2 separate regions of the Homo sapiens genome follow, and region 2 is linked to region 1. A link is an interaction called in ENCODE POLR2A ChIA-PET data of the cell type or tissue named here. Cell type or tissue: CD4-positive, alpha-beta T cell. All regions are shown on one strand.

Evidence for each region. Peaks named below come from ENCODE experiments on the same cell type or tissue, not always from the same donor. Only the 100,000 strongest peaks of a DNase experiment are listed, where the experiment ranks them.
Region 2: POLR2A ChIA-PET joins it to region 1 with 10 read pairs; 2 of 35 experiments call an interaction of 5 or more read pairs at or near these places.

What each region holds. Positions count from the first base shown.
Region 1 is chr3:196,178,776-196,181,275 of GRCh38, forward strand. No RefSeq gene overlaps it. Among named protein-coding and RNA genes, the nearest start is that of ZDHHC19, 31 kb to the right of the region's middle. RefSeq lists an enhancer at 1,013-1,212. In CD4-positive, alpha-beta T cell, no CTCF peak of the experiment used is centred here; DNase peaks (open chromatin) are centred at 846 and 1,186; H3K4me3 peaks cover 1,199 bases; H3K27ac peaks cover 2,355 bases.
Region 2 is chr3:196,781,655-196,784,154 of GRCh38, forward strand. PAK2 (p21 (RAC1) activated kinase 2) reads left to right here. Exons shown (of 15, transcript NM_002577.4): 2 at 972-1,179. The coding sequence starts at 993. Among named protein-coding and RNA genes, the nearest start is that of PAK2, 43 kb to the left of the region's middle. In CD4-positive, alpha-beta T cell, no CTCF peak of the experiment used is centred here; no DNase peak of the experiment used is centred here.

The sequences.
Region 1 (2,500 bases):
CTGGGACCACAGGTATGTGCCACCATGCCTGACTAATTTTTGTGCTTTTTGTAGAGATGAGTTCTCACTGTGTTGCCCAGGGTGGTCTCAAACTCCTGGGCTCAAGCGATCTTCCTGCCTCAGCCTCCCAAATTGCTGGGATTACAGGCATGAGCCAACACACCCAGCCCGAAGGAACTGCCATTCTTTTTATCTTTGCCAATCTGATGGTTATAGAATGGTATTTCCTAGTGGCTTTATTTTGCGTTTTCTTTATTTCTAATAAAGTTAAGCATCTTTTACATGTTGATGGACAATGTATATTTCCTGTTTTGCAAAACACCTGGTCGGGTTTTCCTGGTCTTTTTTCTTATTTATTTCTAGGAGTTCTTTATGTACTCTGGACTCTGATCCTGCATTGGTCTTTCTAAAGCTTTATTCGTCGCATCCTCTGATGAACAGAGCTTTTCTTTTTTCTTTTCCCTTTTAAAATTAGTAGAATTTATTCATCTTTTTCTTAACAATTAGTGCTTTCAAGAAATTCTTTGTACCCCCAAGGTCAAGAGATATTATCCTATACTCGCTTTGTAAGGGTTGGTATTCTGCCTGTCAGGTCGTTAATGGACCTGGCATTGATTTTGGAGCCTGCTGTGTAGTCAGATCTAAACTGGGAAAGGAACAATTGCCTGCTTTTCTCACAGGGGCGTTCTGAAGCTCAAAGGAGAAAATGCGTGTGAAAGTGTCCAGAACTGTGAAACAATGTACAAGTAAGAGAGTCTGCGATGCTGATTTGCTGGAGGGTGACAAAGCCGTTTAAGAGAAGGCTGCTTTGGCCTTTGATTTGCTAATCAGTTGGTAGCGTCATAGGCTGCCAGTAGGCCAGGCAGAAACCCAACCTCCATTCTGCCTCCGGAGGCTGGAGAACACAGCCAAAAAGACCAGCTGAAGCATGTGGTCTTTGCAGGAAAGTAAGTTCCAGTGGCACTGCTGGGGCTGGCCCCGTCCACCCACACTGTTCACTCCATCTGCCACCTGACATTAGCAAATTAGGCTGCAAATACAGCCCTGAGTCATAGAGAAAAGATGAAATTACACTCAGGAAACTCTGCTCACTGAAGTGCATGAGTAACAGGATGCAGAAAGACACCCATTAAAAGCGGCTAAAAACGAGTCAGGTGCTCCAAGGCAGCCTGCTGCACACCCCAACACGCGGGCAGGCTCCGCCCCAGCTCCAACTCCACCTGGAGGGGCAACACGCACCCATTATACGAGCCACACGGGGGCCCCAGCAACTGGCCCAGACAAGGCTGCAGAGCCCACTCAGGGTGGAACCCCCTTTAGCGAACTGGAAGGTTCCATGACGGGGCTGCGGGGAAGGAAGCCGACTCGTGGGGAGTTAGCTGAGCTGCCGGAGGAAACTGACAAAATCAAACGCACCCTTTGGCCTGCACAAGGCGATATTGTTGGTTCTCCCTGAAGCACATCCTGGCCAGGAGACAGAGCTTAGGCCAGCCCCCGGGCCAGGTGCCTGCTACCCAGACCTGTGATCCTAGCCAAAAGTCTCTGAGTTCTGGATGTCCACACTGGGAAGGGAGAGCAGCGAGGGAAGGGTTACCAAAGGGGCCTGAGGAGACATTCGGGGGTGACAGATTGTCAGCATCTTTTTGTTTGGTTTTTCTTTTAAGCGATGGGGGCGGGGGGTGGGGGGGGGTCTCACTATGTTGCTGAGGCTGGTCTCGAACTCCTGGCCTCAAGCAATCCTCCTGCCTCAGCCCCCGAGTAACTGGAATTCAAGACGTCAGCCACGGCCCCCAGCTTAGCTTCAGCATCTTGATTGCAGTGGTGGCTTCACAGATGTATACATATGTCAGAACTTATCAAATTGTATATTTTCAATATCTATTTTAGACAATTAGATCTCAATAAGGCTGTTTAAAAATTACAGAATGGTGTGATGGCGACTTTTACTAAATATGCATGTTGACAGCAAGAGGAACGACTAGAAGGAGGTCCCCAGATGTTAACAGTGCTTAGTTCTGGGCTGTGGGATTACAGAGGATTTTACTTTTCCTCTTTGTGTTTTTCTGTACTTTAAAAAATTTCTGAAATATATGTGTTTTACTTTTTTTTTTTTTTTAAGATGGAATCTTGCTCTGTCGCCCGGAGTGGAGTGCAGTGGCGCGATCTTGGCTCATTGCAACATCTGCCTCCTGGGTTCAAGCAATTCTCCTGCCTCAGTCTCTCAAGTAGCTGGGATTACAGGCATGTGCCACCACACCTAGCTAATTTTTGTATTTTTAATAGAGACAAGGTCTCGCCACGTTAGCCAGGCTGGTCTCGAACTCCTCACCTCAGGTGATCCATCCACCTCGGCCTCCCAAAGTGCTGGGATTACAGGCGTGGGCCAATGCGACCAGCCGTGTTTTACTTGTATAAATCAGGAAAAAAAAAAGTATCTATTTCAAAATAAAAGCAAACTTTAGGTCGCAGGGGTCTTCTGAAGGTCGGCAGCCATGACCTC
Region 2 (2,500 bases), 600 kb after region 1:
GTATCAGCAGTGCATTGTTTCAAGATTCCTTGGCCAGGCGTGGGGGCTCACGCCTATAATCTCAGCAATTTGGGTGGATAAGGCGGGTGGATAATTTGAGATCAGGAATTCGAGACCAGCCTGGGCAACGTAGTGAAACCTCATCTCTACGAAAAATACAAAGATTAGGCTGGATGCCGTGGCTCACACCTATAATCCCAGCACTGTGGGAGGCCAAGGTGGGCGGATCACCTGAGTTCAGGAGTTCGAGACCAGCCTGGCCAACATGGTGAAACCCCGTCTCTACTAAAAATACAAAAAAATTAGCCGAAAGTGGTGGCATGCGGCTGTAATTCCACCTACTCAGGAGGCTGAGGCAGGAGGATTGCTTGAACCTGGGAGGTAGAGGTTGCAGTGAGCTGAGATCACGCCACTGCACTCCAGCCTGGGTGACAGAGCGAGACTCCATCTTGAAAATAAATAAGAATTTTTTAGGAAAGTTACTGTGAAGGCTAAGTTGTAACTACAAGGTTGGAGTGAAATCAGATTGGAGGGGTGCTGTTTGATACCCTTAATAGCCAAGCATCTGTCTCTGCTCTAGAGGTGCACCTCCCCAAGATATCCTATAATTTGCTGGTCAGAACATATTTTTCCTCTTTGGAATTAAAAAAAAAAAAAAAGATTTCATGTTGTCTGTCTTTCTATTGAGAAGGTCTCTTAGAATCCATTGATTAGACCAGTAGCTTTTGGTAGTACCATGATGTTTCCATTTGACTTTTCAAACATTTTTCAGCTGACCATTACCAGCTTTGTTGGGGGTAAACTCAAGAGAGTTACATCTTTTACACATTGATTTTTCCAGATTTTGCAAATGTCACTATAAATGGATAATATTTTCTAATTGGGAGTTGTGGCAGGGGTAGTTATTACTGTTTTTTGCTTGTTCGTGCTATTTTTTACTTTGTTACTAATTGTATTTTTTCCAATTCCAGGCCATTTCATAATTCTGAATCATGTCTGATAACGGAGAACTGGAAGATAAGCCTCCAGCACCTCCTGTGCGAATGAGCAGCACCATCTTTAGCACTGGAGGCAAAGACCCTTTGTCAGCCAATCACAGTTTGAAACCTTTGCCCTCTGTTCCAGAAGAGAAAAAGCCCAGGCATAAAATCATCTCCATATTCTCAGGCACAGAGAAAGGTAAATAGCGCTTCTGGCTTTCAGAGTCTCAGCATTGGTTTATTATTGTATGTTACCCATGTTGATAACTTTTATGGTGAGAACATTAAAACAGATCATGAAAACAATCGGTGCTAATATACAGGCACTATTAAAAAGACTAGTTTATTTTAAATTGTGATTTTTAAAAGAATAAAATGTAAATTTGTTTCTCACCCTGCTTGTTATGGCCAATGAATTTCTATATTCATCTCCTTTGTTTTCTGAGACCTTGGCCATATTTTAATGAGATTTGTGACACTTGAGGGAGACCTGCTATTATAAGAATGGTGAGATAGGGCCCACAGTCCCCTGTCTGAAATCCCTGGAGCCAACTGTGTTTTGGAATTAAGAGTTTTTGTGATTCTTGAGTAGTAAATACTGTCTTTTACCAGGTGTTCTATAATGCCCTCAGAAGTGTCGGAGGCAGCCTCAGTACTCACAGACTGATGTGTCCTCAGCAAAATATATGTCTAGTTCAGGGTTTCTCAACCTCAACACTATTGACATCTTGGAGCCAAATAATTTGTTGTTGCAGGGACCTATCCCCTGGGGGCAAAATTACTCCAATTAAGAATCACTGGGCCAGACACAGTGGCTCGTGCCTGTAATCCCAGCTACTTGGGAGGCTGAGGCAGGAGAATCACTTGAATACGGGAGGTGGAGGTTACAGTGAGCCAAGATCGTGGCACCGCACTCCAGCCTGGGGAACAGGGTGAGACTCTCTCAAAAAAAAAAAAAAAAAGTGTACGTATATATATGTGTATATAAAACATCCTTGTACCTACCACCCAGCCTAGAATTTTATCAGTACCTCTGAAGTCCCCATCTGCTATACCCCATCCTAACCTTCTCTTCGTCCCCAATATCCACCATTCTGCATTTTTATTGTAATTTTATAACATATCTAGTCACCCTCAAATATGTATGGTTTAGGCATGCCTGTTTGGGAACCTTTTATGAATGGAATTATGCTGTCTGCATTTTTTCCACATACTTTTCACTCAGCTTTATGCTTTTGAGACTTGTTGATGTATGTGGTGTAGTTTGTTCACTTTCACTGCTGTGTATTGCTACACTGTAAATATACTGCAGTTTATTTGGCCAGTCTCCTATCTGTAGACATTTGGGTTGTTTTCATGAATAGTGTTGCTATGGATAATGTTGAATGTACATCTTACTGGGTGTAGGGCAAAGCTTCTCAAACTTCAGGTGATCTGTTAGTTTAGTTCTTGAATTGCTAATTAGAATCACCTGGGAAGCTTAATAAATCTGTGTTCAAACTCCATTTCATTCCAGTTGA